5 separate regions of the Homo sapiens genome follow, and regions 1, 3, 4 and 5 are each linked to region 2. A link is a contact called in ENCODE Hi-C or POLR2A ChIA-PET data. All regions are on one chromosome and are shown on one strand. The core of a region is the stretch at or near the end of the contact, and the rest is flanking DNA. Distances in the headings are between cores, read along the strand shown. Region 1 holds the start of MLF2 (myeloid leukemia factor 2). Region 2 holds the start of FOXJ2 (forkhead box J2). Region 3 holds the start of GAPDH (glyceraldehyde-3-phosphate dehydrogenase). Region 4 holds the start of TPI1 (triosephosphate isomerase 1). Region 5 has its middle 17 kb from the start of CLEC2D.

Region 1 (4,711 bases), core at 227-2,726, 1.3 Mb before region 2:
GACAGCTCCAGCCTACAGGAACACATGAGGAACAGAAATTAGAGACCACATCCTATCTCTTTACAATCCCAAACCAGGCCCATGGCCTCAATTTTTTTCCATCCTCTCAAAAGGGAGTCACAAAGCCCTTTTTCCTGACCCTTTCCCCAACTCCTAGAGCATTTCACTTGCTCAGTTGGCTGTAGTGCAAGAAAATTAAGTGCTTTCCTAACTAACCTCCAACCTTTCTTTGGGTCTCAGGTGTGTCTCAGCATCATTACCTGCTGCATCCGGCGGCTGGCAGGCCTGGTCCCTGGCATGTTGCCATCTGTGATGCTGAGGAAGGGGCTATATCCAAAGCCACCTGACAACATACGGCTCATATGCTGACGGTGAATAGCAAAGGGATCCCTGTGGAGTGAGCACATAGTATGGATGGCAGAAGCGCCAAACTGTCAATCCCTCCACCACCCTGCAAAAAAATACGCACAGAGCAACAGTGGCACCGATGCCTACTTCCTGCTAGGTAGGAGCTAGGTATCCAGCCAGTTCCAACCATTCCTAGCAATGGGAACCCCGATGTCTGCCTGAACTGCTCAGAGACCTGGAGTGGGAGAGCTTGAGGGGGAGGGAATACTCACATCAGGAACATGGGATCCTCAGGCTCCACGTCCCTCATGAAGCGGAACATCCTGATCTCAGCTCCAGGGGGCTCCACACTGGAAAGATATGGAAGCTCAGATACTTGGAGGTGGCCAGGGTTTTGCACACCCACTCAGTGTGGGGACTCTCAGAGCACTGTCCTTTCCAAATCCTGTAACTGACCCCCTAAACTCCAGGGAGACCCTACTCCAGGTGTTCCACACAACCCTCTAGGGAGGGAAGGGCTCTTCAAACCTCTTTCTCAATTAGGGCCATGGAAAATTTTTCCAACCCTCTCGGTTTTTCCCTCCCCCACTCAGAGCCATCCTCTTCCCAAAGCTCTGGCCGGTAGCATACTCTCCCCTCCTCCCGCCGACGACACCGTTCTAGATGAGAATGCCAAGTGCAGGTCCTCCGCCCCATTAATGACCCCAGTCACCCCGCCCCCTCCTTACACTCAGGCCTCCCCCAGGCGGGCCTCACTAAGCCCCCCGCGCCTGTCTGCGACTCCTCTAGCTCCCGCCTCCCCGCCAGGCGAGCAGGAGAGGTAGGCCTGAGCCTCTCCTCTCCCCACCCCGCATCCCGGGCTCCCAGACCCTGCAGCCCCGTGGGCCCGCTCCCGTCCGGGGCTGCCAGCTCTGCCCGAGCCTCACCAGTGCCCGATTCGGGCTCAGCGGCCCATCCGGCCGGTTTCGCTTCCCGGTACGCTGCAGGGTCAGGGTCGCGGCCCGGAACGTGGGGATTGGTCCGGGCTTGAGCTCCTCGGCCTTCCACGCCGCCTCCTCCCACAGCTGCCACCTCCGTACGGCCCCCTCGGCCAACGGAGCCCGAACCTCGGCCAGGCCCGGGCGGAAGTGACGTCACGATAGACCCGCCCACCCGGGGCCGGGCCGTGGGAGCCCCGCCCCCTGGCGCGGGTGGTGAGATGGCTGGGGCCGAGTCCCAGGGGCGCCGGGGCCATGGGCCAAGCTCAGGGGAGCAGAGCCTGAGGCCGAGAGGGGTCCCCTGGGCACGAAGAAGGGGAGCTCATTAGTAACCTCGATTTGGGTTCTGTGGACTGGAAGAGGCTCCCATAAGGCAGGGGAGGAGAAGGAGAAGAGGAATCCATTCTTCGGGAGGGACCGGGTTGGAGGTTGAACCTGGGGGCGCAGTGCAGCACGTTCTCTCTCCCTCCTCAAGGGGAAACTGGAGGACGAGGGGCAGATGCCCCTTGGGGAGAGGCGGGCGCTCTGTGGGCGACGAGGCGGGGCGGATCCCTGGGGGGAGCTTTAAGCCGACTCTACTGGAGAAGCAGTCTACCCTAGAGGGAGGATGGGCAGTTTTCCTGCGGGGGAGGCGCTTGGGCCTGTCCCCGCTTGAGGAGGAGCGTTCCTGGCAGGGCGGAGTCCCCGGAGTGACGCAGAGGAGGTGAAACTCTCCAGCCCAGATCTAGTTCGGGCTTCAGAAAGTCGGATGGGGCAGAGGATCCAGGTTGGGGGGTTGGCCGCCAGATGGCGCTCCTCGGCCAGGCTGGAACCGGAGGCCCTTGAGAACTCGCGTTGGAGAGGGACCTGGACCCTCCCCCGTTACCCATCTGTGAAGGGTTGGACTGGGGAAAGGCTACAGTTCTGAATCTATTAGTTTAATGCCACTCTCCCCTTCCTTTTACTCTAATTCTTGTGTCCTCAAGAGCTCCCAGTCCTGCACTGACCTTTCTTGGTTGCTTTCTTAGGTCAAAGGTCTAAAGTTTGGGGGAACAAAGGAGTGGAGAGCTCAGTTAACCTGGATCACCCAGGGGAGGAGCTAAAACGGGGCCCAGAAGACCTGCCTCCAAGGCCAGAGACTGATACTTTGACATACTAAATGTCTTGCATAAAATCTGGCTCTGCTGGAGAGAAGGGCCTTCCCCTTTGGGGTCAGGGCATTTGGACTGTCTAGGATGGACTTTAACCAGACTCATCCAAACTCCAGCTTTCCCTGGTTCTTTACTCTGGCTTTTAGCCATATTAGTGCTGTGTGGAGTCTGACCCAATGAGAAAGACTTGTTCCCAGTAATTCCCTGGGGGAGAAAGAGGGGGTCCCTGGTGACTCAGGAAAAGGTGCTAGGAACAGGGCTTCTCACGTTTCTTTGGACTTGATCATTATTAAAGAGGAAAAAACAATAATAGAGACAGGGAGCAGAGATAGATAATTAAGATATAAGCTGACAGACTGGCAAGTCAAAGGAAAACAGACAGAATACAAGTAAATTTGTTTTTCATTGCTATTTCTGGGGGAAGAGACTTAGTAAAATCTTCTGTCTTCCAGATCTCTGCACTTCCCACCATGCAACTTCCCCTTATCCTCTTGCCCCAAATGAAAGCAGTTTGACATGTGATCAAGAGTTGTCCCAGTAAAGGTTCTGTGGCTGAAACTTAACTAAAGAGATCCTATCCATTTTTTTTCTTTTGTCCTCTCCTCCTTCTAAAGCAAGTTCTTTATTGTCCAGCCAATCAACAAATGTTTAAGGCCTGGCGCAGTGGCTCACGCCTGTAATCCCAACACTTTGGGAGGCTGAGGCGGGCACATCACAAGATCAGGAGTTCGAGACCAGCCTGACCAACAAAGTGAAATCCAGTCTCTACTAAAAATACAAAAATTAGCTGGGCGTGGTGGCACATGTCTGTAATCCCAGCTACTCAGGAAGCTGAGGCAGGAGAATCGCTTGAACCCAGGAGATGGAGATTGCAGTGAGCCAAGATTGTGCCACTGCACTCCAGCCTGGGCGACAGTGAGACTCCGTCTCAAAACAACAACTACAACAAAAACGAAAATTAGCCGGGCATGGTAGCAAGCACCTGTAATCCCACAAGTAGGCTGAGGCAGGAGAATCACTTGAGCCTGGGAAGTGGAGGTTGCAGTGAGCCGAGATCACGCCATTGCACTCCAGCCTGGGGGATGGAGCGAGACTCTGTTCCAAAAAAAATAAAAATAAAAATAAAAAGCAAATGTTTAATGAGGCCTGGAACTGTCCTAGGTACATTGTATTAAGCATACATACAAAATATAAGACACGGTCTCTGCCAATTGAAGGCATACAGTCTTGTAGCCACCTTTTTCTTTTTTAGTTACCTGTTATCCGTTTTTTTGTTTTTTTTTTAATTAAATTGTAGAGATGGGGAGTTTCATCATGTTGCCCAGGCTGGTCTCAAACTCCTGAGCTCAAGTGATTCGCCCAAACTTGGCCTCCCAAAGTGCTGGGATTACAGACATGAACCACTGTGCTCAGCCACCTGCTATCCTTTACGTACCGCCTTTAGGTGCCTAGAGTCCTTTCTCTTCTTCCTTCCAAAACTTAAGAATCTGCTGGCCAGGCGCGGTAGCTCACGCCTGTAATCCCAGCACTTTGGGAGGCCGAGGTGGTTGGATCACTTGTGGTCAGGAGTTCGAGACTAGCCTGGCCAACCTGGCCAACATGGCAAAACCCTGTCTCTACTAAAAATACAAAAAAATTAGCCAGGCATAGTGGCACGTGCCTGTACTCCCAGCTACTTGGGAGGCTGAGGCATGAGAATCGCTTGAACCCAGCAGCAGAGGTTGCAATGAGCCGAGATCTTGCCACTGCACTCCAGCCTGGGCGACAGAGCAAGGCTCCGTCTCAATAAAAAAAAGAAAAAAAAAAAAGGAAATTGTTGGCCAGGCACAGTGACTCACACCTGTAATTCCAACACTTTGGGAAGCCAAGGCAGGAGGCTCGTTTGAGCCCTGGAGTTGGAGACCAGCCTGAGCAACATAGTGAGACGTTGTCTCTTCAGTAAAAAAAATTAGCCAGGTGTGGTGGTGTGTGCCTGTAGTCCCAGCTACTTGGGAGGCTGCGGTGGGAGGATTGCTTGAGCCATAATCACACCACTGCACTCCAGCCTGGGAGACAGAGCAAGGCCCTGTCTCTAAAAAAGAAAAAAAGAAAAAAAAAAAACCTCTTGAACAGGTGAGGATGAAAGAGCAAATGCAAGAGCCCATTTTCAGAGTTCTTGGAGACATACCATATAGGCAGTTGTCTACTCCAGGAATTAAAGGGATGTAATTTTGCAAGTAACCAGAGTTTGTGTCTGTCTTCCTTCTCCGGGTCTCT
Region 2 (4,987 bases), core at 367-2,866:
GCCTGGCTAATTCTTTTTTTTTTTTTTTTTTTTTAGACGGAACCTGGCTCTGTCGCCCAGGCTGGAGTGGAGTGGCGCGGTCTCGGCTCACTGCAACCACCGCTTTCCGGGTTCAAGCGATTCTCCTGCCTTAGCCGGCACTACAGGCGTCCGCCACCGCGCCGGGCTAATTTTTGTATTTTTAGTAGAGACAGGGGTTTCACCACGTTGGCCAGGCTGGTCTCCAATTCCTGACTTCAAGTGATCCCCCCGCCTCGGCCTCCCAAAGCTTTGGGATTACGGGCGTGAGCCACTGCGCCTGGCCTCCTATTATCTTATGTGCTATAAAGTAGAGAGTAGGCCGGGCCGTGTTTCCTGCCTGTAATCCCAGCACTTTGGAGGCATAAAAAGGGAGAATAGTTTAAACCCAGGAATTAAAGACCAGCCTCGGCAGCATACTGAGACCCTGCCTCTATTTAAAAAGAAGAAAAAGATAAAGAAAGAAAGGAAAGAAAGTAGGGTAGTTTGATAAAAGTTTAAAAAGCCTGAGTATGGGCCGGGCGCGGTGGCTCACACCTGTAATCCCAGCACTTTGGGAGGCCGAGGAAGGTGGATCACGAGGTCAGGAGTTCGAGACCAGCCTGGCCAACTTGGTGAAACCCCATCTCTACTAAAAATACAAAAATTAGCCGGGCGTGGTGGCGCGCGCCTGTAATCCCAGCTGCTCCGGAGGCTGAGGCATCCCAGCTGCTGGGGAGGCTGAGACAGAAGAATCGCTTGAACCCGGGAGGCGTAGGTTGCAGTGGGCCCAGATCGTGCCATTGCACTCCAGCCTGGGCAATAAGTGAAACAACACCTCAAAAAAAAAAAAAAAAAAAAAAAAAAAGCCAGAGTATGAAATATATGAGAATTTGCAGCAGAATAATATGACTTCAGGATGTGACAGCTGTAAAGGGTAAGCAGGCCAAGTATCAAGGTCCCTTCTTCGCTGAGCAAGATTGCGGAGAACAAGGGCCATGCACAAGTTTAGGAAGCTGAAACAAGGAACAGGACCCAGATCTTCTGATGTTTATTTCACCGTTACACGCTCATTTATCATGTATCCACTCATTCAAGGAGCATTTACTGAATTCCAGGATGATATAAGGGTAACATATAAACTTCACCCCAATCTTCACCTCAATGCTCATGATCCTTTATAAATTATCTCGAGGGAAAGAGAAGCCCATCAAAGACAGTCCTGAGAAAGCTGGGGCTGTTCATCTGTATACGGAGTTTAACAGAATGAAACGCCGGAGTTGGGGTGTCAGCTGGAATTGACGGTATACGGTGCGCACTAGGGACTCTCCCGACGGGGAGCAGTGAGTTGTCATCCCGGGTAGACGGCGAACTCCCGGAGCCACGCGGCCGCAGGTGGGCGAGGGCGGCGAGATCCCTCGCCGGCGTGAGAGCGGCCGTGGCTCTCCAGGCGGAGCGCACACCGGGTAGCGAGGCTCGCGGCTCGGCGCTGCCCGCGGCTCGGCGTCTCCCGGCTCCTCCTTAACCCGCGCCGGGAGGCGGTGGCGGCAGCGGCCGGCGGGCGGGGGAGGGGGAGGGGCGCGGAGCGCGGCGCGGAGGCCGGGGAGGAGCCGGGGCCTGCAGCGGAGCCGAGCCGAGCCCGAGCCCGCGCCGAGCCCTGACACTGTCTGCCCGCCTTCTGGCTCCCCGGGAGCCCAGACTGGTCGGAGCCCGAGCGGTGGCAGCGCGGGGAGCCCCACGCGCCGAAGGGAGCGGACCCGACAGGACGGCCCTAGAGGAGGTGCTGCCGCCACAGTAGCAGGGACCGGAGTCTCGAGCCGCGGCCTCCCGGACCGTGCTGCCCAGGCCAGCTCAGGGACAGCCGGGAGTACGAAAGCCCCACCCTCTGGGGCACCCCGGGAGCGGAGGCGGGAGCGGGGACGCGAGCAACCTCTCCCCCTGTTGGAGAGAAAAGACCCTTACCACTCGGGTGAGGGAAAGAAGAGACCCCTGGAGGGGACGCCTCTCTCCTGCCTAGAGGCGAGGAAGACCCCTGTACTGGCCGGGGAGGAGACCCCCAGAAGTGGAAAGAAGGGAGCTTTCCGTAGGGAAGCAGAGTGAGACCACCCTAGCGCGCCCCCGCCCCTCCAAACACACACTCTCAACAGTTCAGGACTTTGGAGGCAAAGAGAGACGGGGCTGTGCCTGTGGAGTAGGCACCCTCGGCCCACCACTATTCACAGGAGACAGGAGTCCTTACGTTCAGAAGCCACTCCAGGGAAAGAAGAGGAATCGGCTTTCAGCCTTCTGGAGAGGGGAAGACCTCCCCCTCAACTTCCTCGTGCCTAGACAGTGGAACGGGGTGGAGCCCCTCCGCTCCTATCTCCAGCAGACAGAAAGAGCCCTCCACCTCAGAAAGATCCAGTTTGGGGGGGAGGGGAACTCCCCCAAGGGGGAGGAGACAACTCCTGGTTGGGAGAGGCTCCTCCCCTCCTCCCCCGGGTAACAAGCAGGGTGTGGGGGGTGTGCCACCTTCCCCAAGTAGGACCTCCTTCTCCTCCCCCTCCCCCTCCTCCAACCTTGACTCCTCATCCTCAGGGGACCCAGTTCCCCTCACCAACTTGGGAGGCTCAGCCTCGTCCAGGAAGAGCCACTGAGGATGAGAGCCGTCACCTGCCTCTGAAGAGGGGAATCCCTCCAACCCCAAACTCCAGTACCAGGTGGTTCCCTCCCTTTGCCGGAGGAACCTTGGAGACAGGTTAGTGCTTTCTTTCATCTTCTCTCTGTCATTGTCTGGCACTAGTGGGTGTAGGGGGTTGAGCTGGTGGATCGTGGGTTTCACTGCCGGGGAAGACAGAGTGATGACTCAGAAAATCCAATGGGAAATGTGATCCAAGGGAGCTCCTGGATTTGAACCCACATCTTGCTGCAGAAGCTCTGAGAAATGGGTTTCTTAGTGTTTGGGGACTAAAGGGATGGGATTCATTTTAGGTCCCTTAGGGAAGTGGATGTTTTCATGCTGAGGAAAAGGGTTATCGGAAAACAGCTGCATTTTGAGAACATGCATACTGTGTAGCAGTGATTTACACAACCCAACCAGTGGTAAGATTCCCATACCACCCTTCACCCTTGGGCCTTTTCCCCTGGAGAGTGGGCTGTCATGAAAATCACGGTGGCATCTGGGGTCCTGGCCTTGCCCAGGGCATGCCGAGGTCAGCTTAGTGTTCACCAGAGGTGTTCCCTCCAGCTTACTGCAATTATAGCTCCCTTGACAAGAAAAGCAATCTGTTCCTGCTCATCCTATCTCAGATACCAAGAGGCCTCCTCTCCTGACATTTCCATTCCTAGCTGGATGTATGCCTCTGCCCATAAAATCCAAAGGGAAAATGGGAATCCCACATGTTCTGAGGCGAGAAGAAAGTGTGCAGGGGAATGCCAACTCCCGGGTTAAAGTGCTTCCTTGATGCTGGCCCTGAACCACTGCCCCAGTCCCCTTCTCGACTCCTGTTTTTTGCTCACAATTCTTCAGGAAAAATTAGATCCTGGATACGAAGGGAGGAGGGCTGCTGCTCCGCTTCTGTCCAGACTTCCAGTTAAACAAGTTGACCACTGGAGAGATTTCACTTCTGAGGAGTATATAAAGTTTCCTTCCAGAAAAGTACCTAATAGTCTCATCCTCTCCCTTCCTGTTTCTTGTTCAGTTCTGAGTCCCTCGAACCTTGTGTTAAAGTTTTCCTTCATAAGCTAGGGAATTATCAAAGTCCAGAATCTTCAGAAAAGGCAGGAAAAGGGTACCAGGAAATCCTCCCCTGAAGCCTAGGCTGTTTTTAGGAGAGGTCACTAGCTGGTTGTCTGCTTTCCTGCCTCACCATTAGCAGATACCTTATCTTCTGTCTCACAGCAAGGACAAGTTGTGAAGGAGGCTTCATCTGACTTGGCCTTTCATATTTCCTCCTCTCTCTGGGGCATGGGTGAGGTCTACCTAAATTCCTGAGTACAGTCATTTGTCCTGGAAGCTACTGGTGGTATATGAGATAGGGCACAGGTTTGTGTGGCTGTGCTATAGGACAACATGCATATACTTCTTAATTCATGTGAATGTGGCTCTCTGTTTCAAGTGGGTATGTGTGTGGAGACAGGTACTTATGTGCTTTTCAGACTATACTCCAGTTACCTAGAATTGTATGTTTCTGGTGGGCCTCTAGAAGCAGGTGCCTCTGTACAAGGACATGGATAGGTGGTGGTAAGGATGGCCACCTGAGGGGAAAGGCTTGGCCTCCCCCCAGTCAATGGGAGCCCTCGTGACGGTCTACAGGACAGTCCTTTAAGCAGCAGGGCAACCCAGTCTCAGGCTGGGATCATTTCTTCTAGGACTAATAAGAGAGCTTCATTGCTGATACCTCTGGTCTCAGAAGGATGAGGATCCTTGACTCCTAACTCCAGAACTCCTTCCCCTACCTTTTACAAAAGAGGCCTCGCTGGTTAACAGCAGCCTGTTTCTTATAAAGTACTTCACCAGATGCTGGCGTGCACCTGCCTGAATGGCTCAGGGTGAACTATATCACAACATCTCCAAGTACACCACCGCCACGCAGTTTAACTGGCCCTGCTTGGACTGAGTTCCCTAACCCTGCTTGCTTCTCTGGAATCAGTTAGAAGTAGGTGGCTACTGAGTGGGATTAACTGTGGTTTAGAGAGTGTGCTTTCCCAGACCATGTCTTATGACTACACCTAGTTCCCCCGGGAAGATAAGAGATGATAGTTCCTCATTCCTTCATCCTTAGAGTCTTCCTGATCCTAGCATTAGCCAGTACTGGGTGATATTATCTCTAAAGGAAAAGTTTGAGATTCTGACATCCTGAAAACCATTGCAGATGCAGTGCAGGCTTTGTAATGCAAACCACTGCAGGCTTGCTGCTTCCACTTCTACCTCTATAGTCTGTCAGTTTGCTAATTTTTAATTTCTAGTATTCTCTTTTTTCCCCATTTAAAAACAACAGCTACATTTATT
Region 3 (4,914 bases), core at 1,117-3,616, 1.5 Mb before region 2:
GACAGCCTCTCTGGGGAGAATTATGCAGTGCCTAGGCTCCAGATCAGTGCTTCTGAACCGGGGGCAATTTTGTCTGCCAGAGGACATCTGACAACACCTGGGGCCTGTTTTGTTGTCATAGCCTATAGGGGAAGAATGCTACCAGCATTTGTGGGAAGAGGCCAGGGATGTGGCTCAACATCCTGCAGTGCACAGGATGGCCCCTCAACAAAGAATCACACGGCCCACAATGTCAATAGCGTCACAGTTGAGAAAACCTGCTCTAGACCAAGGGTTGCTTTCTGCCGTGTGCCTCACCCCACCCCCACTCGTGTTCCCTAATCCCATCTCCAAAGGTTGGCAGCAGACCGGCCCAGGCTCGTGGAAGTTCAGATCATGATCCCCTCCAGCTCTGCAGGAGACAAGACCTGTCTCCCAGCATTCCTCATTGTTCCCGGGTCTGCAGAGGGCGTGAGCTATGCTGCAGGCGGGCTGCCCCCTGAAGCCTGCGCACCCCTCTCCAGCTCCTCAAGTCTTCTCTGCTGAGTCACCTTCGAACCGGAGGCTGTGAGCTGGCTGTCGTGACCACACTGGTGCCTCTGCTGTCATGACAACAGCACACTACGTCAGTAGTGCTCCCTGGGCACTGAGCTCCCTCTTTGCGGGGAGAAGACAGTAATGAAAAATGACAAGCATGAGGCAGAGGGGAAGATCACGCTTGGGTGGTGCAGGAGCATGGAGGTGCTCTTAATGCTCTCAATGAGAAAGGGTTAACGGTCCTGGTTGCAGGAATAGCTGAGTCAGAGGTGGGGCTTCCTCCACTCCCCCACCCCACCCCTTTCACCATTAGGGACCTTCTTGCCTTGCTCTTGCTACTCTGCTCTGGGTGGTCATTGTGAAAAGCCCGCACCAACCATGCCAGTGGCAGCCAGACGAGGACACAGCCTGGCTCTGGGTCCCAGCAGGAAAGGCAATCCCAGAAAGGCAGGGTCAGGGACTGGAGTCCTGTGGGTGCTTTTTAAGCAAAGATTATCACCAGGCAGGCTAAACTTAGCAACCGGCTTTTAGCTAGAAGGGCAGGGGGCTGGTGTCAGGTTATGCTGGGCCAGCAAAGAGGCCCGGGATCCCCCTCCCATGCACCTGCTGATGGGCCAAGGCCACCCCACCCCACCCCCTTCCTTACAAGTGTTCAGCACCCTCCCATCCCACACTCACAAACCTGGCCCTCTGCCCTCCTACCAGAAGAATGGATCCCCTGTGGGAGGGGGCAGGGGACCTGTTCCCACCGTGTGCCCAAGACCTCTTTTCCCACTTTTTCCCTCTTCTTGACTCACCCTGCCCTCAATATCCCCCGGCGCAGCCAGTGAAAGGGAGTCCCTGGCTCCTGGCTCGCCTGCACGTCCCAGGGCGGGGAGGGACTTCCGCCCTCACGTCCCGCTCTTCGCCCCAGGCTGGATGGAATGAAAGGCACACTGTCTCTCTCCCTAGGCAGCACAGCCCACAGGTTTCCAGGAGTGCCTTTGTGGGAGGCCTCTGGGCCCCCACCAGCCATCCTGTCCTCCGCCTGGGGCCCCAGCCCGGAGAGAGCCGCTGGTGCACACAGGGCCGGGATTGTCTGCCCTAATTATCAGGTCCAGGCTACAGGGCTGCAGGACATCGTGACCTTCCGTGCAGAAACCTCCCCCTCCCCCTCAAGCCGCCTCCCGAGCCTCCTTCCTCTCCAGGCCCCCAGTGCCCAGTGCCCAGTGCCCAGCCCAGGCCTCGGTCCCAGAGATGCCAGGAGCCAGGAGATGGGGAGGGGGAAGTGGGGGCTGGGAAGGAACCACGGGCCCCCGCCCGAGGCCCATGGGCCCCTCCTAGGCCTTTGCCTGAGCAGTCCGGTGTCACTACCGCAGAGCCTCGAGGAGAAGTTCCCCAACTTTCCCGCCTCTCAGCCTTTGAAAGAAAGAAAGGGGAGGGGGCAGGCCGCGTGCAGCCGCGAGCGGTGCTGGGCTCCGGCTCCAATTCCCCATCTCAGTCGTTCCCAAAGTCCTCCTGTTTCATCCAAGCGTGTAAGGGTCCCCGTCCTTGACTCCCTAGTGTCCTGCTGCCCACAGTCCAGTCCTGGGAACCAGCACCGATCACCTCCCATCGGGCCAATCTCAGTCCCTTCCCCCCTACGTCGGGGCCCACACGCTCGGTGCGTGCCCAGTTGAACCAGGCGGCTGCGGAAAAAAAAAAGCGGGGAGAAAGTAGGGCCCGGCTACTAGCGGTTTTACGGGCGCACGTAGCTCAGGCCTCAAGACCTTGGGCTGGGACTGGCTGAGCCTGGCGGGAGGCGGGGTCCGAGTCACCGCCTGCCGCCGCGCCCCCGGTTTCTATAAATTGAGCCCGCAGCCTCCCGCTTCGCTCTCTGCTCCTCCTGTTCGACAGTCAGCCGCATCTTCTTTTGCGTCGCCAGGTGAAGACGGGCGGAGAGAAACCCGGGAGGCTAGGGACGGCCTGAAGGCGGCAGGGGCGGGCGCAGGCCGGATGTGTTCGCGCCGCTGCGGGGTGGGCCCGGGCGGCCTCCGCATTGCAGGGGCGGGCGGAGGACGTGATGCGGCGCGGGCTGGGCATGGAGGCCTGGTGGGGGAGGGGAGGGGAGGCGTGTGTGTCGGCCGGGGCCACTAGGCGCTCACTGTTCTCTCCCTCCGCGCAGCCGAGCCACATCGCTCAGACACCATGGGGAAGGTGAAGGTCGGAGTCAACGGGTGAGTTCGCGGGTGGCTGGGGGGCCCTGGGCTGCGACCGCCCCCGAACCGCGTCTACGAGCCTTGCGGGCTCCGGGTCTTTGCAGTCGTATGGGGGCAGGGTAGCTGTTCCCCGCAAGGAGAGCTCAAGGTCAGCGCTCGGACCTGGCGGAGCCCCGCACCCAGGCTGTGGCGCCCTGTGCAGCTCCGCCCTTGCGGCGCCATCTGCCCGGAGCCTCCTTCCCCTAGTCCCCAGAAACAGGAGGTCCCTACTCCCGCCCGAGATCCCGACCCGGACCCCTAGGTGGGGGACGCTTTCTTTCCTTTCGCGCTCTGCGGGGTCACGTGTCGCAGAGGAGCCCCTCCCCCACGGCCTCCGGCACCGCAGGCCCCGGGATGCTAGTGCGCAGCGGGTGCATCCCTGTCCGGATGCTGCGCCTGCGGTAGAGCGGCCGCCATGTTGCAACCGGGAAGGAAATGAATGGGCAGCCGTTAGGAAAGCCTGCCGGTGACTAACCCTGCGCTCCTGCCTCGATGGGTGGAGTCGCGTGTGGCGGGGAAGTCAGGTGGAGCGAGGCTAGCTGGCCCGATTTCTCCTCCGGGTGATGCTTTTCCTAGATTATTCTCTGGTAAATCAAAGAAGTGGGTTTATGGAGGTCCTCTTGTGTCCCCTCCCCGCAGAGGTGTGGTGGCTGTGGCATGGTGCCAAGCCGGGAGAAGCTGAGTCATGGGTAGTTGGAAAAGGACATTTCCACCGCAAAATGGCCCCTCTGGTGGTGGCCCCTTCCTGCAGCGCCGGCTCACCTCACGGCCCCGCCCTTCCCCTGCCAGCCTAGCGTTGACCCGACCCCAAAGGCCAGGCTGTAAATGTCACCGGGAGGATTGGGTGTCTGGGCGCCTCGGGGAACCTGCCCTTCTCCCCATTCCGTCTTCCGGAAACCAGATCTCCCACCGCACCCTGGTCTGAGGTTAAATATAGCTGCTGACCTTTCTGTAGCTGGGGGCCTGGGCTGGGGCTCTCTCCCATCCCTTCTCCCCACACACATGCACTTACCTGTGCTCCCACTCCTGATTTCTGGAAAAGAGCTAGGAAGGACAGGCAACTTGGCAAATCAAAGCCCTGGGACTAGGGGGTTAAAATACAGCTTCCCCTCTTCCCACCCGCCCCAGTCTCTGTCCCTTTTGTAGGAGGGACTTAGAGAAGGGGTGGGCTTGCCCTGTCCAGTTAATTTCTGACCTTTACTCCTGCCCTTTGAGTTTGATGATGCTGAGTGTACAAGCGTTTTCTCCCTAAAGGGTGCAGCTGAGCTAGGCAGCAGCAAGCATTCCTGGGGTGGCATAGTGGGGTGGTGAATACCATGTACAAAGCTTGTGCCCAGACTGTGGGTGGCAGTGCCCCACATGGCCGCTTCTCCTGGAAGGGCTTCGTATGACTGGGGGTGTTGGGCAGCCCTGGAGCCTTCAGTTGCAGCCATGCCTTAAGCCAGGCCAGCCTGGCAGGGAAGCTCAAGGGAGATAAAATTCAACCTCTTGGGCCCTCCTGGGGGTAAGGAGATGCTGCATTCGCCCTCTTAATGGGGAGGTGGCCTAGGGCTGCTCACATATTCTGGAGGAGCCTCCCCTCCTCATGCCTTCTTGCCTCTTGTCTCTTAGATTTGGTCGTATTGGGCGCCTGGTCACCAGGGCTGCTTTTAACTCTGGTAAAGTGGATATTGTTGCCATCAATGACCCCTTCATTGACCTCAACTACATGGTGAGTGCTACATGGTGAGCCCCAAAGCTGGTGTGGGAGGAGCCACCTGGCTGATGGGCAGCCCCTTCATACCCTCACGTATTCCCCCAGGTTTACATGTTCCAATATGATTCCACCCATGGCAAATTCCATGGCACCGTCAAGGCTGAGAACGGGAAGCTTGTCATCAATGGAAATCCCATCACCATCTTCCAGGAGTGAGTGGAAGACAGAATGGAAGAAATGTGCTTTGGGGAGGCAACTAGGATGGTGTGGCTCCCTTGGGTATATGGTAACCTTGTGTCCCTCAATATGGTCCTGTCCCCATCTCCCCCCCACCCCCATAGGCGAGATCCCTCCAAAATCAAGTGGGGCGATGCTGGCGCTGAGTACGTCGTGGAGTCCACTGGCGTCTTCACCACCATGGAGAAGGCTGGGGTGAGTGCAGGAGGGCCCGCGGGAGGGGAAGCTGACTCAGCCCTGCAAAGGCAG
Region 4 (4,871 bases), core at 708-3,207, 1.2 Mb before region 2:
CTTTGTAAATAAATTTTCACTGGAACCTGGACACACTTGTTTATGTGTTGTTTGTGCCTGTTTTCACGCTGCGGCAGGAAAGTTGAGTCGTTGTGTCAGAGACCAGAGAGAGAGCCTGCAGAACCTCAAATACTATCTGGCCCTTGCCAGAAAAAGTTTACCAACCCCCTGCCTCCCTGGAATGGGTGGAGGGTGGTTGTAAAGGTACTGGAGGATCTGAAGACATAATAGGGTCCGTGACCCTTGTGAGGTTGTGAAGCTCCCTTAAGGCACATGGTGGCTGGGCTGTGGATTTGGGGTATGGGCAGAGAGTGTGGAGAGCACTTCCAGGGGCCATGTCTGAGAGACTACATGATGCCACTTTGAATGCCCAGTTTGTTCATCCTTTTCTGTTTTCCCCACTTCCCCAGATGGGTGATCTACAATGACCAGAAAGTGTGTGCCTCCGAGAAGCCGCCCAAGGACCTGGGCTACATCTACTTCTACCAGAGAGTGGCCAGCTAAGAGCCTGCCTCACCCCTTACCAATGAGGGCAGGGGAAGACCACCTGGCATGAGGGAGAGGGGCTGAGGGATGGACTTCAGCCCCTCTGCTCTGTACCCTTTTTCCTTTTGTCCCCGGCAGCAGGGAAGAAGCTGGAGGCCGTGGGAGAATGGCTGGGCAGAGCAGAGGGGCAGCGATAGACTCTGGGGATGGAGCAGGACGGGGACGGGAGGGGCCGGCCACCTGTCTGTAAGGAGACTTTGTTGCTTCCCCTGCCCCCGGAATCCACAGTGCTCTGCTTCTCTGTGTCGCCCCGCCCAGCCCCCTGGTGTGGAGGGAGGGGTCTCGTTTGTGCGCGTGGGTGTAGCTTTGTGCATCCTCTCCCAGTGGAGCGATCACCTGTGCCTCCCCTCCCCCTTTGTTTGCCCCTGTGTGGTTGGTCAAGGAGGGATGTGAGGGAAATAGGGACCCCCCGACTTGCCCTCCTGCCTCAGTCTTTCCCCCACCCTGTCTCTTCCTTGTCCTTCTCTGGAAAATGCCAAAATACACGATGTGAATAAAAGTACAACGGCTAAATTGTGTCCTGTTTGATACCTTGGGGGAGAGGCTTACCTTCCTGGGGTTAGCAGGAGGGCGCTTAAGAAAACTCCTAACTCTGGCCGCCTCCCTGCCAAAGTCAAGTCTCCACTTTTCACTGGTTCTAGAGCTCTAGGAAAATTGGGGTTGGGTGGGGAGGTGGAGTAGAGTGACTAAATGCCGACACAAAGCCAAGGAAAGATGGAGTGAAGAACCCTTCCCTCTCTTTATTCACACAGGAGTGGAGGATTTCCCAAATGTCCCTAACTGGCTAGCTGGCTTCAGGCTGGGACTCAGTCCCTGCAGTTCCTGCCAGGCCTTGCCAGCCGGGGCGAGGGTTGGGATGATCCTGGCGGCCTATGCCTGTGTGGGCTGCCCCTCCCGCTGTGAACCCTGCATTTGTCCCGCAAGTTTTCACTCAGGTAGACTCCCTGGGTACAAGGGTGCCTGCTCAGCAGTCGGGCATGAGCTGCTCCGATGGGCGAAGGAGGTTGTCTATCCCACAGTTGGAGAGGGGCCCTCTCTGCCCCAGTGGGCGATCTGGGCTACGGCCAAGTTGCCACCAGCTAGTTCCGCTTGAAAACCACTTCTGGCCCCGTGGGGGACTCAAGTCGCCAAGCGAGGGTTCCCCTGAGCGCCGGAGCTCACAGGTCTCGCCTTGTCCCGAAAGCCCCGCAATCGAGGCGGAGGCGACCGAGCCCCCGACTCTCCTAGAACGTTGCCACAAGAAGGGGGAACGTCGGAACAGTGCATCATCGGGCGGCGGCCGGGGCGGCGGCAGGAGGGCGGGCGGGGGGCAGGGCTCCGGGGGACTGGGCGGGCCATGGCGGAGGACGGCGAGGAGGCGGAGTTCCACTTCGCGGCGCTCTATATAAGTGGGCAGTGGCCGCGACTGCGCGCAGACACTGACCTTCAGCGCCTCGGCTCCAGCGCCATGGCGCCCTCCAGGAAGTTCTTCGTTGGGGGAAACTGGAAGATGAACGGGCGGAAGCAGAGTCTGGGGGAGCTCATCGGCACTCTGAACGCGGCCAAGGTGCCGGCCGACACCGGTAAGCCCTCGCCGAGGAGGGGTCTGGCCGGGCCGGGGCCGGGGCCGGGGCAGGAGTGGCAGCGCCCTCTCCCGAGGCCCCGAGGCCCCGAGGCCGGTATCCGCGCGGACCTGATGCAGGGCTGTGGGACGAGGGCCGCTGGGGTCCGGGCAGGGGCCTCGCAGCCGCAGCCCCGTCGGTGCGTCGAGGGGGCAGGGCGGAGCACATGATGCCCCTTGGACTATGGGGCAGGTAAGGACGTTTTGGGTCTCCTGGAGGAAGGTGGCCCCGGGGCGCGCACTGGGGCTGTGCCCGCCAGGCGACGGGGTTAGGAGCGGAGCCCGAGGCTCTGCGGGAGACCGGGGGAGGCTGGGCCGCGTGGGCTTCCCGCTCCCTGCGCCCTGGCCTCCCGCGCCGTGCGCCGCCGCACGTAGCCCCAGACTCCTCCCCTTCCTCGCCGGCGTCCGCGTCCCCGCGCCGAGCTGCTCGGGCTCCCTGAGCCCCAGATCTGACCCCTTCCCTTCGGCAACCTGAACGACTCCCGCCTTCCACGGAAGGGACCGAGCCCGTGCCAAACAGGCTGAGCGATTTGGGAGTGAGGAGCCATCCTACCGCTTTCCCCAACCTGGAAACAGCAAAGCGCAAGGCCTCTGAGTCAGTTAGGTCTCTGCCACCCACGGGCAAAGGATGCTCTCCTCCATCCTCCTTCCTCCCTCCACCGAAATCGGAGAGCCGCGGGCCTGATCCAAAGAGGCATCCCCTTCTCGTTCATTCCCCAGAGGCCTCAATACAAACCCCAGGAGTTGGCCCCTCTCCTTTTGCTACAAATCCTTGCCTTGCAAAGGGGAGGTGAGGATGGGCTATTTTAGAAGGGAAGCAGGGTTGCTCCCTGGAGAATGCTGAGTCTGTGAGGTGCCTATGCCGAGAATAGCTCGAGGAAATTGGAGCCCCAGCTGTTAAAAGAGCAGAGGGCAGGGTGAGGGCCGTGGCCTCTCAGGGGTATCTGGAAGGCTCTTCGAGTTGAGTGCAGACCCAGCCTGGGCTGGAAAATGGACAAAGGTCATCTTGCTGGGGTGAAAAGGGGGAGAGCAGAACCAAGAAGAAGAGGGTGAGGGCTGGGGGGCTCCAGGGCACTGGTTAGGAATTGTGGGGAATGAAGGCTTTCTTTAGTCTCATCCCCCTGTGGTACCATCTTGTCCTCAGAGGTGGTTTGTGCTCCCCCTACTGCCTATATCGACTTCGCCCGGCAGAAGCTAGATCCCAAGATTGCTGTGGCTGCGCAGAACTGCTACAAAGTGACTAATGGGGCTTTTACTGGGGAGATCAGGTGAGATCGAGGTGGAGAGGGGTGTGTGGGACCCTTCCCTCACTTTCCTCGTTGAGGGGAAAGCCACAGGGTGGGCTCCCTGCTGAACCTTGGCTTCATCTCTTCCTTTAGCCCTGGCATGATCAAAGACTGCGGAGCCACGTGGGTGGTCCTGGGGCACTCAGAGAGAAGGCATGTCTTTGGGGAGTCAGATGAGGTTAGTAGCCAAGAGAGAAGATAAGGGATGTCTTTTTCCAAGAAGGATGTCTCACCAAGTCTGTTTCTCAACAGCTGATTGGGCAGAAAGTGGCCCATGCTCTGGCAGAGGGACTCGGAGTAATCGCCTGCATTGGGGAGAAGCTAGATGAAAGGGAAGCTGGCATCACTGAGAAGGTTGTTTTCGAGCAGACAAAGGTCATCGCAGGTATCTCTGGAGAAAGGGACCTTTGAGCCTATCCAGGGCCACAGAGACTCAGAGGGTAGGGTCAGGCCCTGGAGCCTGTCTTGGTCCCCATGCTGATCCAGAAAAGGAAAAAGGGGAGGGGGAGTGACAATCTTTGCTTGGGGCCTATGACTTCTCCAGCCCCAAGGTAGATGCCACCTGGAAATCCCCCAATGTCCACTAGGGGGCAGTAGGCCACCGTTCTTCGTACTCCGGAGAACCTGGCTGGAGAGCTCTTTCTTGTTCACCCTTCCCTCCATCTGTATCTCTGCCCTGCAGATAACGTGAAGGACTGGAGCAAGGTCGTCCTGGCCTATGAGCCTGTGTGGGCCATTGGTACTGGCAAGACTGCAACACCCCAACAGGTAACCGGGCCCAGGAGCCCTGCCCTCATCCCAGCCTGCCTCAATAGGTTTGGACAGACACAGCCCACATGGGGCAACCCCTTATTTCAAAGACACAGAGACCTTGAACCCAGAGACAGTGACTTGTCCAAGGGCATCCAGTCCAGGGCCTGGCTTGGATCAGAGCCCTGGTACTCTGACTCAGTCAGAAACCACACTAAGTGTCCACTGGTGCCAGTGATTTTTCCTCTTAGAGAGGCAGAAAAGGTCTTACTTAGGCCAGCTTCTTGTTCTAGGCCCAGGAAGTACACGAGAAGCTCCGAGGATGGCTGAAGTCCAACGTCTCTGATGCGGTGGCTCAGAGCACCCGTATCATTTATGGAGGTGAGTGGCTTTGGTTCCCGGCTGAGGTGGAGTGGGCTGAGGACTAGACTGAGCCCTCGGACATGGAGGTGGGGATGGGGCAGACTCATCCCATTCTTGACCAAGCCCTTGTTCTGCTCCCTTCCCAGGCTCTGTGACTGGGGCAACCTGCAAGGAGCTGGCCAGCCAGCCTGATGTGGATGGCTTCCTTGTGGGTGGTGCTTCCCTCAAGCCCGAATTCGTGGACATCATCAATGCCAAACAATGAGCCCCATCCATCTTCCCTACCCTTCCTGCCAAGCCAGGGACTAAGCAGCCCAGAAGCCCAG
Region 5 (4,892 bases), core at 486-2,985, 1.6 Mb after region 2:
GGGAAGTTTTAAGGGGAGAGTTACACATTACCCTAGTAGCAATGAAAAAGAATTACGGAAGTCTTAGTATTCTGAACCTTTAAGACAATTTTGCGTTAGTGTAGAACCAGAAAGAATAAAGGTTGATATTTTTATATGAGCCAAAATCCAAACGATATTTACTGCTTAAGATCATCCAATCTTACCCATCTTTCCCCCTGTCTAGAATTTAAGCTGAAGCTCCCTGTTATTCTTGTAGATGTATATTAAACGGACGAAAGTTGGCAGGGACTTTTAAAGTATTATAATTTATATTCAGTAAAATTCACTCTTTTGGTGTAGATTTCTATGGTAAACATATATACTCATGTTACTACCATAAAAGTCAAGATATAGAGCCATACCCACCCACTCGAAATTCCCTCATGTCCCTTTGTAGAATGTCTCTTCCTCTACCGCTAGCCCTTGGCAACCACTCATCTGTTTTCTGATCTTGCACTTTTGCTTTTCCAGAATGTCACATCGATGGAATCTTGCAGTAGGTAAATGTAGAATCTGACTTCATTCACTTAGCAATAATGCATTTTCAAGTCATCTGTATTATAGTATGTATCATTTGTCAAAGAAAAACAAGTCTGGACTTAGGGAGAAACTTTATTCAAAAGGACTGTTGCAATAGGAATAACACTGATTTCAAAAATATGTTAGGCCAGGTGCGGTGGCTTATGCCTATAATCCCAGCAATTTGGGAGGCTGAGGCGGGTGGATCACGAGGTCAGGAGATTGAGACCATCCTGGCTAACCTGCTGAAACCCCGTCTCTACTAAACAAAATACAAAAAATTAGCCGGGCATGGTGGTGGGCATCTGTGGTCCCAGCTACTCGGGAGGCTGAGGCAGGAGAATGGCATGAACCCGGGAGGTGGAAGCTTACAGTGGGCCGAGATCATGCTCCTGCACTCCAGCGTGGGCGACAGAGACTCTGTCTTAAAAAAAAAAAAAAAGTTAGTGGTGTGGGAGAGAGCAGGCAAAGTCTAGGCGTTTCAGCAGGAAATGGTGCAATGTGGTCTGTGGTCAGGTTAAGGCAGGATGTTTTTTGCAAGTCTGTGCTTTGAGGCATTTAGGCAAACTTGCGGGCAAACACGTGTAGGGCCTGTGGGGAGGAGAAAAACCTGACAAAAGTTTGGCCAGCTAACACACAGTAAGAAATTGACAATTGTGAATGTGTGATCGAGTTTTTTCTTTTATTAGGGCTGAGGAATAGTTGTTTACCTCTTCAGCAGCTGAAGCATATTTGAGTTGTTGCTAGTTTTTTGTGATAATGAATAAACCTGGTGTAAAATATTCCTTACAGGTTTTTGGGTAAACACAAGTTTTCACTTCCCTTGTTTAAATACCTAGGGATAGGATGGCTAGGGCATGTGGTGAATTTACATTTACCATAACAAACTGCTTAACTGTTTTCCAAAATGCCCATAACATTTTGCATTTCCAGTGATGATGCATGAAAATTCCAGTTGCATCCTGTCCATTCTCTCACTGCTATAAAGAAATAGCCTGAGACTGAGTAATTTGTAAAGAAAAGAGGTTTAATTGGCTGACCATTCCACAGGCTGGCCAGGAAGCATGATTCTGGCATCTGCTCAGCTTCTGGGGATGCCTCAGGAAACTTACAATTCATGGCAGAAGGCAAAGGGGGAGTCCATACTTCACTTGGCCAGAGCAGGAGGAAGAGAGGAAGTGAGGGAGGGCACCACACAGTTTTCAACCGCCAGATCTCACGAGAACTCACTCTTATCATGACACAGTGCCAAGGGGGAAATCTGCCCCCATGATCCAATCTCCTTCCACCAGACCCCACCTCCAACGCTGGAGATTACAATTCAACATAAGATTTGGGTGGGGACAAAGATCCAAACCATATCACATCCCTTCCTCACCAGCAGTTGTTTCTTTTTCTGTTTTGTTTGCCACTCTAATAACCATGTAGTAGTCACTCATGGTTTTAATTTGTATTTCTCAAATGGCTGGTTATTTCAAGCATGTTTTTATGCACTTGTTTGCTATTCATATATCCTCTTTAATCAAGTATATCTCCAAATCATTGGCCCACTTTTTAATCTAGTTTTCGTTTTCTTATTGTTGAGTTTTGAGTTCTTAATATATTCTAGATACAAGTCGCTTTTTAGAGAGATGTTTTTCTGCCTTTGCTTGTCTTTTTATTCCCTTTTCAGGGTTTTTTTTCTAGCAGAGAGTTTTAATTACGTTAAAGTTCAATTTATCAATTTTTAAAATATTGATAATGCTTTTGGTGTTGTATGTAAGAAATTTTTGCCTAATTCAAGTTCACAAAAATGTAATTTTCCTCTTCTAATAGTTTTAGGGTTTGAGGCTTTATATATGAGTCTAAAATTTATTTTGAGTTAATTTTCTTATAAGGTATTAGGTGTGAGCTGAGGTTCACTGTTTTGCATTAGGACACTCAATTGTTCCAGCACTACATGTTCAGAAAATATTACCCCTTACCTACCTGATTACTTTCCACGTCTGTCAAATGTCAATTGATGATACACGTTTAGATTTGTTTCTGAAACCTTTTTTCTGTTCCATTGATTTATGTGTCTGTTCTTTTGTCAATATCATACTGTCTTTGTTTCTATTACTTTGTAAATTACGAAAGCAGGTTCCCTGATTTCCAAATTTGGCCATTTTTTTTTCCTTCAAAATTGTTTGGCTATTCTAGTTCTTTGCTTTTTCATATAATTTTAAAATTACCTTGCTTATTTCTACAAAAAATTCATACTGCAATGTTTATCAGTATTGCACTGAATCTCTAAACCTGTTTGGGTATAATTGACATCCAGCAATATTGCATATTCCAATCTATGAATATCTTATATCTCTCTGTTGATTCAAGTCTGCTTTGATTTCTTTGTCCCTTTGGTTTCCAGCTTTCATCATACTGATCCTAAACATATTTTGATATATTTATTTGATATCTTTCATGTTATTATAAATGATACTGTTTTTATATTTAAATTTCCACTTCATAATTATGAATATGGAAATATAAGTGATTTTTATATATGAACATAGGTAATCCTGTAGCTTTGCCAAATTCATTTATTCTCATAGCCATTTGGTAGATTCCTTAGAATTTTACATGCAGACAACTGTGTTGTCTGTGAATAGCAATGCTTTTATTTCTTTCCAATCTGTATGACATTTATTTCTTTTTTCTTGCCTTTTTGCCCCTAATAGGACATCCAGTAAAATGTTAAATTGGATTGGTGAGAGAGATCAGACATCCTTGCCTTGTTCTATGTCACTGGGGGAAAGCATTTATTCTTTCATCGTTAAGGTTGTTGCTAGTTGTAGTTTTTCTGTAGATGCCCTTTATCAGGTTGAAGAAAGTTCTTCAATTTCTAATTTGTTGAGTCTTACTATCGTGGATGAATATTAAGCTTTTCACATCCTCTTGCTGCATTTATTCAGATGCTCATATGTTGTCCCTTGTCTCATTCTGTCAATATGGTGAATTACATTGATTTATTTTCTGCTTCCCTTGTTGCTTCTAACCAGCTGCTTTACTATGGGGCTAAATCTGGATTGTGTATGTTTCTTTTTCATCCCAATTTCTACTCTTTTTCCAGTAACTGGAAGATTCCCTGGGGGTGGGGAGAATTCGATTTTTATCTCTAGCCCTCTTTGGGCCATTATTCTCATTTATGAACCAAGCCCTTTTGTGAAAGGAGTTGGCAGTAGGAGAATTGAAGTACATCTGATCTTAGTGTTGATTCTATGATAAATTTTTTCTCCCTACGATATTCCTGAGATTGAGATTCTGATGTTTCTATTTTACAGATAAAACTCTGCAAAGACAATGTCTAGCACTTATATCTCCAGTAACTCCTGTCAAGGTTTATTGTTGCTTGTTCATCATTGCAGTCCTGACTACAAGTGTGATTGCACTTTCTATTGTTTTGTCAGGTAAGTTACTTGTTCTCCAAACTGTACAATATTCTCCATATGTTTTTGTTGTCAATAAATATTTATTAAGCTCCATTATGTGCCTGTCACTGTGTGAAATGCTTGAATTACATCAGCAAACAAAATACACACAAAAGAATTCCTGCCCTTTGGAACTTATATTCCAGCAGAAAAACACAAGTAAAAATAAATAAGGGTGGAGGTATAACAGGTTGCAATAGGTTGACAAAACTAAGCCTTCTTAGGAAGGTGACATTTCAGCAACCTTTTGAAAGAGATGGAGGAACCATGTGAAGGAACCTATTCCAGGCAGAGAACAAGTAGACCAAAGCCTGAAGGAGGACTCTTCCTGGCTTATTTGAGGAAGAGCAAGGAGGCTGCTGTAGGTGAAGCAAAGTGAAGATGGAGAAGAAGAGTGATACCATGGGGAATCAGGAACGGAGGAACCTTGAGGGTCAGTTAAAGACTTTGGCTTTGACCTTCAGTGCAATAGGGAGACTAGATGAGGGAAGTTGTACGAGAGGAATGTCTTGATGTGACTTTCATTGTAGAATAATCATTTAATTGCTATATTGAGACTAGGTAGGGGAGGGTGGTCAGACTCTGGATATTTTGAAAGCTGAGCCAACAGTATTTTATGTCAAATTGGATAAAACGTCTCAGAGGAATGTCAAAGGTAAGCCTGTCTTCTTTTGAGCCTTGGCAAGAATGCATTTGCCGTCCATTGATATGAGAAAGGCTATGGGTATAGGAATTCCGCTTACGGAACTATTTCCTGACAAGTTCCTCTCAGAATTGTCATTTTTTATTAAAAATAAAGTAAGATCTCTACTTGAAATGTTTTCAGGCAAATCACCTGGCCTTAAGAGCTGGTATCTTCTACTTAAGCAGATTGAGAATGCACGAAAGTACAGAGAACTGTAT

The links. Hi-C counts contacts between places; a loop is a spot of excess contacts on that map. ChIA-PET counts read pairs that join two places held with the same protein, here RNA polymerase II (POLR2A). Pooled maps may share reads with other maps.
Region 1: POLR2A ChIA-PET joins it to region 2 with 10 read pairs in activated B cell. The contact joins the promoter of MLF2 here to the promoter of FOXJ2 in region 2. A Hi-C loop is called at or near these places in 1 of 37 single-sample maps with no recorded cell type and 6 of 50 pooled maps. POLR2A ChIA-PET finds 5 or more read pairs at or near these places in 1 of 52 experiments (activated B cell).
Region 3: a loop to region 2 is called in a pooled map, with 4 times the contacts of the local background. The contact joins the promoter of GAPDH here to the promoter of FOXJ2 in region 2. A Hi-C loop is called at or near these places in 8 of 50 pooled maps. POLR2A ChIA-PET finds 5 or more read pairs at or near these places in 3 of 52 experiments (BJ, H1 and activated T-cell).
Region 4: a pooled map shows a loop between it and region 2 (2.5-fold over the local background). The contact joins the promoter of TPI1 here to the promoter of FOXJ2 in region 2. A Hi-C loop is called at or near these places in 1 of 168 maps with a recorded cell type or tissue (CD8-positive, alpha-beta T cell) and 14 of 50 pooled maps. POLR2A ChIA-PET finds 5 or more read pairs at or near these places in 1 of 52 experiments (activated B cell).
Region 5: a loop to region 2 is called in a pooled map, with 8 times the contacts of the local background. The contact joins the enhancer-like site here to the promoter of FOXJ2 in region 2. A Hi-C loop is called at or near these places in 5 of 50 pooled maps. POLR2A ChIA-PET finds 5 or more read pairs at or near these places in 3 of 52 experiments (SK-N-SH, activated T-cell and naive thymus-derived CD8-positive, alpha-beta T cell).

What each region holds. Positions count from the first base shown.
Region 1 is chr12:6,751,665-6,756,375 of GRCh38, forward strand. It overlaps MLF2 (myeloid leukemia factor 2), which reads right to left and starts at 1,477. Exons shown (of 9, transcript NM_001382226.1): 1 at 1,275-1,477; 2 at 621-698; 3 at 261-390; 4 at 1-12. The coding sequence starts at 670. RefSeq lists a silencer at 1,374-1,613 and enhancers at 1,784-1,833, 1,864-2,033.
Region 2 is chr12:8,031,100-8,036,086 of GRCh38, forward strand. It overlaps FOXJ2 (forkhead box J2), which reads left to right and starts at 1,617. Exons shown (of 11, transcript NM_018416.3): 1 at 1,617-2,734. RefSeq lists silencers at 1,302-1,451, 1,472-1,711.
Region 3 is chr12:6,532,151-6,537,064 of GRCh38, forward strand. GAPDH (glyceraldehyde-3-phosphate dehydrogenase) reads left to right here and starts at 2,367. Exons shown (of 9, transcript NM_002046.7): 1 at 2,367-2,419; 2 at 2,660-2,711; 3 at 4,344-4,443; 4 at 4,534-4,640; 5 at 4,770-4,860. The coding sequence starts at 2,683. It overlaps GAPDH-DT (GAPDH divergent transcript), which reads right to left and starts at 2,257. Exons shown (of 2, transcript XR_002957397.2): 1 at 1,314-2,257; 2 at 1-993. RefSeq lists enhancers at 509-638, 599-1,372, 1,373-2,146, 2,147-2,920, 4,469-4,914 and silencers at 1,549-1,798, 2,519-2,658.
Region 4 is chr12:6,865,574-6,870,444 of GRCh38, forward strand. It overlaps TPI1 (triosephosphate isomerase 1), which reads left to right and starts at 1,958. Exons shown (of 7, transcript NM_000365.6): 1 at 1,958-2,108; 2 at 3,291-3,414; 3 at 3,526-3,610; 4 at 3,685-3,817; 5 at 4,115-4,200; 6 at 4,476-4,563; 7 at 4,692-4,871. The coding sequence starts at 1,994. The coding sequence ends at 4,810. USP5 (ubiquitin specific peptidase 5) reads left to right here. Exons shown (of 20, transcript NM_001098536.2): 20 at 411-1,059. The coding sequence ends at 504. RefSeq lists enhancers at 211-873, 874-1,535 and silencers at 1,805-1,854, 2,125-2,564.
Region 5 is chr12:9,649,841-9,654,732 of GRCh38, forward strand. It overlaps the pseudogene LOC374443. Among named protein-coding and RNA genes, the nearest start is that of CLEC2D, 17 kb to the right of the region's middle. RefSeq lists a silencer at 36-85 and an enhancer at 861-1,040. Within about 2 kb of position 1,736, at least 9 of the 41 ENCODE cell types and tissues checked have a DNase peak (open chromatin) inside an H3K27ac peak, as active enhancers do.